2 separate regions of the Mus musculus genome follow, and region 1 is linked to region 2. Evidence: chromatin contacts called from ENCODE Hi-C or POLR2A ChIA-PET data. All regions are on one chromosome and are shown on one strand. Each heading gives the region's core, a stretch centred on a gene start or an enhancer-like site at or near the end of the contact. The rest is flanking DNA. Distances are from core to core; before and after follow the strand shown.

Region 1 (5,372 bases), core at 2,174-4,673, 190 kb before region 2:
CTTCTCGCCAGTATATGCTGTAAGCTGCTGAGCAGCCACACTCCAGGTGAAGAGCCCAGTGGCCTCTGGGCTCCAGCAGGGATGGTGATGCAGGCTACCCTTTCCTTACCCGCCTGTTACTACAGCCAACTGGATGTCTGCACCTCATGGGCAGTTGTAGCAGTGGATACGTAATCATTAGGAGCTAATCCCCTGTTTGCCAAGATAGAGAAAGTGGGGCAGATGTATCCTCACAGATGATCTATGGGTTGCTGCCCCCCTCCCTAGGTGGGCTAAGGTAAGGCAGGTGCAAAGGGGGCTCAGCATGCAAGCTGCCGTCTTGAGAGACTGGGTAGTGGGCAGAGAGTGGTGACGTCCTGTTTTCCAGGCCTCCACTGAAAGGCTGGGCAAAGGTGGTGTGAGCCTTGTTCTATAGAGCTGGAGCTGAGTGATTTGGGAATGTGGCCAAAGGGTCCCTTAAGCAGAGAGCTTCTAAGTGGGCTTTCCCATTAGGCAGAGGTGTTCTCTTCTGACTCCCTCCTATTCTAGGATGCAAAGAGAGACCATGACCCTAAGACAACACGACCCCTCCACCCCCAAATTCCAAGGGACTCAGTCTTTAAACTCAGGGTGTTCTCAGCTTAGTCCTTACCCCTTCCTTGACTGCCATGGCACATCACCAAGGTAAAGAGAGACTCCAGAGATGCAAATTTAGGACCCCAGACACAGACAATGCTGTTTCAAACGGAACCCAGCCCAGAGCAAACCTTACAAGTGGCTTCTCTCTGGTTTTAAAAAGACACCAAAATTGAGTTTGATATGTTTATATTATAGATATAATACATACGACATCTAGCATGAAACTTTGTGTCCCCCCCCCCCAAAAAAAAGAAGAGAAGGAAGCGGTCCAGCCCTGCTCCCAGCCACAGGGGTGTGTGTATGAACTGGCTGGAGGTGGCCTTCTTTCCAGACCCAGAGCCAGGGCCGTTGGGGATGGGGTTGGGTGGGTGGGGAAGCCTAAGTCTTAGCCGGAGGAAGCTAAGACCCACTACTACATACACCCTTGGACAACTAGGGGAGAGGGGGAAGCCCACTTCATTTCATTGGTCCTCTGGGAGGCAGACGAAAAAACCCAAACATCCCTAAACCAAAAAGAATGAGAGCCTCACTCAGCTCCTTCCCCCAGCCGTTAGTGAAGAGTCTCAGTTTGGCAAGAATCAGAGCAAAACCAAAACAAAACAAAAGACCAAATAAAATGGTGGTTTAGCATAGACGTGCACACTGCCATTGCACAAGGCACCGCTGGGACACAGAGACCAGATACAAGTGTTGATATCGGATGATAAAGCAAAATATTTGGGAAGCTTGTCATAACTCCAGTCCCTCTGGGATGGATCGATTGTGCTTCAAGTTCCTTCAGCAACAGCGGCTGGCGACATACAGTACACACAAGGCTAATGGTCCCCGTGTCCTCCTATCCCCCACCCCACAAAGCCCAGAAACCTAGGTCTCTGTCTCCTACCACATGGCTAACTCACAACTCAGCTTTCTGGTCTGACTGGGGGTGGTGCCCCCATTCTCCATGAACTCACCCAGGAAACCTGGCCTGTTGTAAGCTGAGTGGGGGGGGGGGGATGTAGGTGGAGGTGCAAAAAGCAAGGGATTAGGAGCCCTCCACCTCCCTGTAGCTGGGGGTGAGGACACAGACTCAAATCCCCAACACCTAAGTCCCTCCCCTCTAAAGACAGGGACTGAGGGGCAGCTCAGGGCACTGCCGGGATCTCAGCTTCCTGTATCTTCCTCCTGCCCTGGGCCTGCACCCTTCATTTTTCTCACGGGGCCAGCTGAGGCCCGAGAGGAAGCAGGAATCCTCCAAATAAAATATCAAGGCACATTTTTGCTCCCCCTACTCGGTAGGAAAAGGAGCGAGTTTTGAGTATCCAAGGCACAAGGTTACTTCCTTAATACTAGTACTGCCGGGCCCCCAGCTCAGCTCCGCGGAAAGTCTCTCGGTCTCAAGGAGAAACCACCACGGCCTGACTCCCTCATCTTAGACGCACCGAGTCCGGCTCAGAGGAAGGGAGGGGACACGCGGAGCAGGCCAGGCTTTCAGGCCACACCGGAATCTCCTAGTCCTGGCTTGCGCGGCCCGGGCAGCCTAGAGATCCAGCGACCCGAAACCATCCTCTGGGTCTCCAGCCAGGGGGCCGGCCCAAGGCGGTCCCGCAGCCGCGCGCCTCACGCGCAGTTGCCCATGGCCTTGACCAAGGAGCTCTCAGGCAGCTGGCGGAAGATGCCCCGCAGCGTGTCCAGTTCACGGCTCAGCTGTTCCACCCGCTTGCGCAGGCGGTCATTGTCACTGGTCAACTCCAGCACCTTCTGTTGCGTCTCCACGTTGCGTTGTTTGGCTTTATCTCGGCTCTTGCGCACCGCGATGTTGTTGCGTTCCCGCCGTACCCGGTACTCGTTGCTGTTCTTGTCCACCGACTTCTTGGCTTTGCCCGCACCGGCACCGCTGCCACCGCCGCCGCCTCCCGTGCGGAGGTCGGGGTGCGCACCGGCCAAGCCCTTGAGCGCGCTCCCGGGGCCAGGCAGGCCCGCAGCACCCAAGGCGGGCGCAGCGTGCGGGCTGGGCACGGGCGTGGGCGGCGGTGTGGGGTGGCCAGGCTGCAGGTGCATGGTGGTCTGGCCGCAGTGCGCGATCTGGAACTGCAAGTGGGGGGCGGCCAGGTGCGCGGGAGACGCGTGCGGGTGCGGCGGTGGCGGTGGCGGCGGTGGCTGGTAGGGGAAGAGGCCGGCCAGCGCCAGCTGCTTCGCCTCGTCCTCCTCGCGGGGCTCTTGTTTGATCACCAGCGGCCGTAGCGCGGGCGCCCCGACGCGCTCGTACAGGGGCTCCAGCCTGCCGTCCAGGTAGCCGGCCGCCGCACAGCCGTAGCCGGGAGGGGGCCCGTGCGCCCCCGCGGACATGACCGCGCCGCCGGGGCCCGCCGGGGCTCCCGGGTAGTCAAAGTCACCGCCGCCACCCGCGGGGCCCGCCGCCGCCTTGGCCTTCTCCTGCTGTCGGCTGTGCTGGAAGAGGTCGGCCAGGAACTCGTCGTTGAAGGCGGCCGGGTCGATGTAGGCGCTGATGTCTATAGACGTCTCGTGCTCGCAGATGCCGCCCAGCGGCTCCGGGGCGGCAGGTGGGGCTGGGGGCGGCGCGGGGCCCGCGCCCCGGGGAAAGCCAAAGGCGGCGTTGCTGGGCGCGTGCGGGGGGCTCTGGAGGTGACTGCTCATCGGGGGCCGCGGCTCCACCTCGTAGAAGTCGGCCGACTCCATGGGGGAGTTAGAGTTCTCCCGGCATGGCGAGCCTCGGCGGCCTCCAGCCTGCGCGTGGCGCCGCTGTCGCCGCCGCCCACCCAGTGCCCCAACTGGCTCGCGCCCGCGCAGCTTCGGGTCGCGAATGGCCAGGCCCGCGCGGGGACCGCTTTTATAGAGGGTCGGGCATCGCCCCCTGGTGTCCAAACGGGTCTCGGATCGAAGGCGCCAGTAGGATGGTGCCTGCTGGGTCTTAGAGCCCGCCTTCTCCTGTGACTTTCCAAGGCGGTGAGTGGGGAGCATAGTGCTAGTGGAGAGAGATCGTGGCGCAACGCCCACTGACTCCTGCGCTGCAAGGCGAACCCGGCTTGCAGCGCTCAGCCCCACCCCGGCGGCGCTGTCGCCCCCGCACACACGTGGTCCGTGGTTAGGCGCCCCTCCTTTAAGCCTCTAAGTCACCCACTTCCAGCCAACACTAGGGAGCCCGGGAGCATCTAGAGGCCGAGCGAGGGGAGGTGGAGGTTGGGGAGCGTTTGGAGAGAGAATGTTGGTTTTGAGCTACCGTAGTGCAGACTTGTGTTAAAAGCTGGGACTAGGCCTGTCTCCCACCCGGATTTCTAAAAGGCTGTGGCGGAGAGCCGCGGCGCGGGAGGTTGGAGACTGCTTTGGACCAGCAACCTAGCGCGCACCGCCGAGTGGCGAGGCCGGGAGCGCAGAGATTGTGCGTCTTTTTCTCTGAACTCCACGCGACCCCACGGCTTCCAGGCAGAGCACCTCTCTTTCGCCCAGCTTCTCTAGAACTACAGGGTCCCACGGGCTCTTCAGAGTAGTAGGGCGCTAGGACCCGGCGGGGAGCGGAGGCGGCCGCTAACCCCGGAGCCTGGTGGACCTGGCTCGTCCACTCGCCTAGGCTGGAAAACTTTCTTTTTCATTGCGTCTCCAGGCCAGAGCGATAGGATTGCTAGGCTTACCAGGCAGACGTTGCTACCCAGCGTGGAGCACTCTAGTCAAGTGTTCGGGACACCACCACCCCACGCCCGGGACCAGCCGGTGGGTCCTCTGAGCCTCGCGGAAAAGGACCCTAAGGAGAGCGCACAGGGGCCGCGAGAGGGCAGGGTGTTGGAGAGGAGTGAACTTGAATCGGGGACTGTGATCCCCAGGCGGGGCCCATAGCCAGGGGCCTGAAGACACAGTTTTCTTTCCCTACTGTCATTCATGGGGGCACTAATCTCGGTAGCTCGGGTGTCCAATTCCTAGCTACGAAGCCTTTCGAGCACCCACTTGGGAGCCCTCCGCGCCGCGCCGCCTACAGGCTCGCGGCTGTGGGTAGGAGTTTGCGTGCATCGGCTCCCAGCCACGTGGCGTCTCGTTCACCCTCCACCTGGATCGCGGCCGCGGAGGTCCGGGGGCAGAAGGGGCCTGGTGAGCACCCACGTCTCTCGTTTTTGCACCCCGAAGACCGCGGCTTCTTGAGCTGAGGCCTTTCGTCCTCTCGAACTCCATTTGTCCGTGTTCCGTGACCTGCTGCGCTCTAGGGTCGCAGGTCAAGACCCCCAGTGCAATGGCCTTTTTAGGCCAGGAAAGGCCCTGCGATCCGCCCAGGAGGCTCCAAGAGGAGCGGCTAAAAACTGTTAGGGAGGTCTGCTGTGCTTCCACTGCGGTTACAGTAAAGAACCGACTTCGTCTGAAGGACGCATCCTGTACTTTAATCAAATTCTCATTCAACATATTCTCAGTGATTAATGGCTCAACTGCTTCATTTTCGGTGCAGAGCGCATAAAAAAGATATTTTTAGCTTGATGCTTTTGAACAGAGTGAATAAAAAGCAGATACACTAAATAAACAACCTGGTGTGAGCAGAGGATCGCTCTCTGGGCCAGATGCACGCGACTCTACCTGTGGAGTGTCCCCTGGGGAAAAATCCTTAAAAGCCGAGAGGAATCTTCAGTCTTTCTGCTGAGTTAAATATAATGTTTATTTGTTTGCTTGTTTGGTTCCCCCTGAGGGGAAAGGGAACACTGTAAGAAAGTTCCTAGCTAAGAGAGACATTAGCAGGAGGCTGACATCCTCGCTTATGCAAGCAGAGGGACTTGGGG
Region 2 (5,363 bases), core at 329-2,828:
GGTCACTGGGAATCTCTGAATGCACTGAGGGGGTGTGGACAGGGCACAAAGTGGCTTCTTAGAGGATCTACACCTAGCTGACATGTGGTGAGGAGCAGGCACAGCTCATGCCTGGCCCCGTCCCACGGGACATCCCAATGAAAAGAACCAGACTTAAGGGACAAATCAGGAGAGGAGCTGAGCTCACTCGGATACGCATCCCAGTACACAGTGCACTTCTGGCAGCAGGGAGAAGTTGCCTCCCTTAACAGGATACCCATCCTCTATAGGGGATTTGTGCTCTGCCAGCAGCTGGCCCCAAGCACAAGCCCAGAGTCACAGCAGGTGATGCTTGGTCACAGCACCATGGGCCCCAAAGCCCCATTGAGTCCTCAGGTGAGAAGGAGCCATTAAATTAATGCCACATGATGCAGACATGATGGAACCCTCCAGAAAATGGAATTTTAAAGGGCAGGTCTTAGTGGCTAGCTGACCACCTGCGTGTGGTTAATGAATAAGTAAAAAGGCCAAATGACAGCAACCATCATCCGTTTCCAGCGCCGGGCGCCTGCCTTCAGCTCCAAACAATGCCGCTGCCTTTTATTCCACTATTGGCACAACACGGTGCGTGCAGAGCAGAAGTCAGCAACCATGTCAAGATGTCATTAAGTTGTCAAAGAGGGAAGTAGCCCTCTGCAAATCAGAGCAGTGTCTGAGCCTGGAGATTGCTCCTGTGTGTGAGCTGGGGCAGTCACAGCGCAGCCTCTGAGATTATCCCGACAGAGAGAAGCTGGCAGAGGAAGGCCACACTGCAAGGATCAGTGATTGAGACAAACCTGCCCATGTACCCATGAAAGCTAGGGGCTCTGGCTAGTCCCTAGGTGCTAGGAGTCGGGTGCAGGTGCTCAGGAGGAGTCAAAAAGAACCCATTAGCCCTCCTGAAGACTGCTTCCCTCAAAGAGCCCATCCTTCCTCCTGATTCCAGCCGGAGCCAGAGTACTGCCCCAGAGGGGTCAGGAAGCCCTCCCTCCTTGTGACTCAAGGGGGGACGGGGCAGTGCCATAAAAGAGACCGAGTCCCACACACCATATCTCACGTCACAAACAGCCCACATAAAACCAATGTGATAACACACACCATGACGCCAGTGTTCAGGAAGCTGAGCTAGAAGGATCTTGAATTCAAGGTCATCCCAAGCTACACTGCAAGACCCTGTCTCAAACAACAAAAGCCACCCTATGTGCACTCTTCCACAAGACACATTCCTGGGTAACCTGGGGCCAGACAGGTCCTAGATAGGCCAGTCACCACCTCCCTGCAAACCTAGGCAAAGCACACTACCTGTGCCTTCAGTTTGGTCAGGGACAGGAAGGAATGTAGAGGACCCCCTATCCATACTCTAAGCTGCTCACTTCCCATGTCTGTGAAGCTAGTTGGCGTGGTGTGTCACAGAGGAAACTTCCAGATGTCCAGGCCAGAGCCACCGTCAGCTAATCTTCTTTTGGATAGACTCCAAGCACATCAGGGGCTCCCACCCTCCTGCTTCAGTACGGGTGAGGCACAGGCCAGCCCTGGGCTTCCAGTCTCCTCCCCCAGCATCTACAACCCCAACGGCAAGGCTGTGCCCACAGAAGCTGTGGATCCTACAACGGACCTCGAGTTTCCTGAGTGACTTTGGATTGTAGAACCTGCCAGATGCATTTTCAAAAGCCATCAGATAGAGACTCCAAAGGAAGCTGAGGAGCTTAAGGTCAAATGTTCAGTCTGGTGGGTTTTGATTGCAAAGGCCAGGTAATCCCATCAGCCTTGCTCCCGGTGCCCTATTGATCACCGCAGCGTCTGGAAGCAGCCGTGTACATCAGATCTGGCTGCTTCCCAGCTCGAGCCCAGACAACTGGCCCCTTTGTCCCCTGCCTGTTACAACCAGGCCTTCCCTCCCAAGCACTCAGTACAGACAGACAGTGAGTCAGCCCAGAGCACAGAAAGGAAAGGTCTGCTGGGGAAACTGTCTCAGCCATGGTGTCAGTCTCCCTTGGGACCACAGCTGCTGGGCCTGGCCTGCATAGCACACACAGCCTCATACACCGGGGAAGCAACCCTGCAGGCATGAATCTACCCTCAAGGTTACTCGAGGCTCTGTTCAGCACCAGACAATGAGCTGCCTCAGCAAAGCAGGGCCAGACTAAAAGAGCGCTTTAATAGTCTCAGACTCAGCTATGGAGTTCCTGTATTCTTGAAGACTGTATGTGCATGAGGAAAGCAGACTGCAAAGAGCTGATACCTGACCAATCAAGGTCCTGGGCTTTAAGCCCTTCAGTCAAGGGCAATTAATTCCCAGGCTGTAACTGTAGGATACATGGGGGAGTTTACAAGGGTTCAGCAACTGGGGTAGAATCCTCCAATGTACCAGCTACAGATGCCTGCCGTCAACTCCCAGGCAACATCCGTCCTTTCTTGCTGGAGCCAAGTCTTCATAAGGAAATATCTAGGTGAACTGCTCAGTGGTAGAGTGTTTGCCTAGGTTATGCAGCCATACACACACACACACACACACACACACACACACACACACACGCACGCACGCACGCACGTGTGCTCGCACATATGCACACATGTACACACACGTAATTACCCACATAATTCTTTTGGTGGGGCATGGTAATTATCACCTGCAATCCCAGCACTTGGGGAGGAGACAGGTGGATATGAGTCTGAGGCCAGCCTAGGCTACATAGTGTCATTTTATCTCAAGATAAAGAGAGAGAGAGGGGGGTGCACACCAGGTGGGGCCAGCTGACCTGGGCCTGGACCTCCATTGTCCATCCCTACAGCTCACAGTTTAGAGTATCTGCCAGCTTCTGAGCTGTCTCTCATCTCAGCAGGCTCAGTTTGAGTGAGGAGGTAGGGCCAAGGGGATGTTGAAAGAACAGTGTCTTAAGTAGGGTTTCTATTGCTGTGAAGAGACACCATGAGCACAGCAATTCTTAATAAAGGAAAGCATTTCACTGGGCTGGCTTACAGTTTCAGAGGTTTTGTCCATTATCATCAGGGCAGGAAGCATGGCAGCACGCAGGCAGACATGGTGCTGGATTGGCAGGCAGCAGGAAGAGAGTGGGGCAGTGGTTCTAGCTTGAACATCTGAGACCTCAAAGCCCATCCCCAGTGTCACTCTTCCTCCAACACAGCCACACCTCCTAACAGTGCCACTCCCTATGTGGCCTATGGAAGCCATTTTTATTCAAACCACCACATTCCGCTCCCTGATCCCCATAGGCCATATCATAACATAGCCATATCATAATGCAAAATGCATTCAGTCCAACTTCAAAAGTCTGCATCCATAGTCTATCACGGGCTCCACACAGAATAAAGTCTAAACTTCAAAGACTATTCTGAGACTCATGGCAATCTCCTAATTGTAACCCCCTGTAAAATGAAATGAAAAAGAAGATCACATACTCCCAACATGCAGAGGCACAGGATATGCATTACCATCCCAAAAGGGAGGGAAGGGGGCTTTGTGGGGAAACACTGGACCACAGCTAGGCAAACTCCAAACTCTGCATCTCCATGTCTGACATCAAAACACCAACTCCAACTCCTTTCAGTTTTGTTGACTGAAACACACTTCTCTCTTAGGCTGGTTCCACACCCATGTGCAGCTCTCCTTGGCAGGTATCCCATGACTCTGGTAACTCTTAATATCTTGGGGTCTCCAAAGCAATTTTGGCTTCAACTTCACAGCTTCATGCAATGGCCTCTCTGGGCCTCCATTCAGGGACACCCCTGCCACAGGCCTGACCTCAGAGACCTTCCTTTAGTCACAGAGGGAGATTCCATAACCCCTTTCTTCTGTTCTTGACTCTAAAGCCAGAACTATGTGGCCGAAGCTGCCAAGTTCTTCAGCTCGCTAGGTCTGAAACGCAGCCCCCTCATTCAATTACACTTTCATCAGCTTTCTGTTTTCCTTGGTTTCCTTGACTGCCTAAGGGTGGCTGTCCTGCAACTCACTCTGTAGACCAGGCTGGCCTCAAACTCAGAGATCCACCTGCCTCTGCCTCCAGGAGGCTGGGATTAAAGGCATTTACTACCAAGCTTTTCTTTAATTCCTTTTCACAGGCTGGAAGCTCAGCTGGGTGGGGTCTCACTCTGAGGTCACTGCTCCCTTTATTCCCCTTGGCACCAACCTCTCCTTTAATCTGCTTATACCTCGTGGTGTCCCCTTTTCTCCACCAACTATACATTTTGAATTTCTCCTTGCTCAGTCTGTTCCTTTTCATTATAGAGCTCCATGAGACTGGGCACTCATAACCACACAGCCCAGTCAACGCTGTTTTGAAATGTCCTCTGCCAATCAGTCAGAAGTTTTTGGACAAGGGCAGAAAGCAGCCACATTCTTCACCAAAATATCACAAGAATGATCTCCAGGTCACGTATTAATAATATTCTCCTCTGAAACTCCTTGAGCCAGACCCCACGGTTCAAATCACCCTCAGCACCACTGTCTTCCACGCTCCTGCTAGGATGGTGCATTGAGCCCTGTTTAAATTATCCAATCCCTTTTCTAGTCCAAAGTCCCAAAGTGTTCTATATTCCTCCAGGAAAAAGCATGGTCCGGCCTATCACAATACCCCAGTCTCCGGTACCAACTTATGTCTTAGTTAGGGTTTCCATTGCTGTGAAGAGACGCCATTACCACAACAACTCTTATAAAGAAAAACATTTAATTCAGAGGTTTAGCCCATTATCATCATGACAGGAAGCCTGGTGGCATGCAGGCAGATGACAAGAAGAGAGTGAGACACTGGGCCTGGCTTGAGCATCTGAGACTTCAAACACCCCCCCCCCCCCGCCCCCAGTTACACACTTCCTCCAATAAGGTCACGCCTACAAGGCCACAGTTCTACTTCCTAGAGCCTATGAGGCCCATTTTCATTCAGACCACCACAGACAGCCACAGTTCTGTTCACAAGGACAGCCTGGGGTGCAGGAGGTGTTCTGCAAGCATCTTATGGAGATGGGACATACATTTCCTCAAGGCTGTTTCAGTTTTAGGTCTTATGGTTTTAATAAGAAGGGTCCCACAAAGACTTGTATGTTGAAGGCTTGCTCCCCTCTGAGGCAATGCTCAGGAGAGGCTTATTATGGTATTAACTTTATCAACCAAGTAACTACTGACAGACAATAGCTCAGTGGGCTTTTAGGAGGTCAGGCCTAACGAAAGTAAGGCACTGGGAGGTATATCCTTAAAATAGTATTTTAGAGCCCTTGTCCATCCATCTCTCTGACTGTCTGTCTGTCTTCCCCTACCCCTTCTTTGCTCCCACTACTATGTCAGATCCACAGTGACGAAGCCTGCGAACCATGGAGTGAAACGTCTGAAC

Evidence for each region. A loop is a pair of places that touch in the nucleus more often than their neighbours do. ChIA-PET counts read pairs that join two places held with the same protein, here RNA polymerase II (POLR2A).
Region 1: a loop to region 2 is called in a map of Patski, with 1.9 times the contacts of the local background. The contact joins the promoter of Cebpa here to the enhancer-like site in region 2. A Hi-C loop is called at or near these places in 1 of 37 maps with a recorded cell type or tissue (Patski). POLR2A ChIA-PET finds 5 or more read pairs at or near these places in 1 of 5 experiments (Patski).

The regions. Positions count from the first base shown.
Region 1 is chr7:35,117,344-35,122,715 of GRCm38, reverse strand. It overlaps Cebpa (CCAAT/enhancer binding protein (C/EBP), alpha), which reads right to left and starts at 3,423. Exons shown (of 1, transcript NM_007678.3): 1 at 788-3,423. The coding sequence starts at 3,297. The coding sequence ends at 2,218.
Region 2 is chr7:34,926,711-34,932,073 of GRCm38, reverse strand. The region is part of intron 3 of Pepd (peptidase D); the gene reads right to left. Among named protein-coding and RNA genes, the nearest start is that of Gm25922, 15 kb to the left of the region's middle. Within about 2 kb of position 1,578, at least 1 of the 3 ENCODE cell types and tissues checked has a DNase peak (open chromatin) inside an H3K27ac peak, as active enhancers do.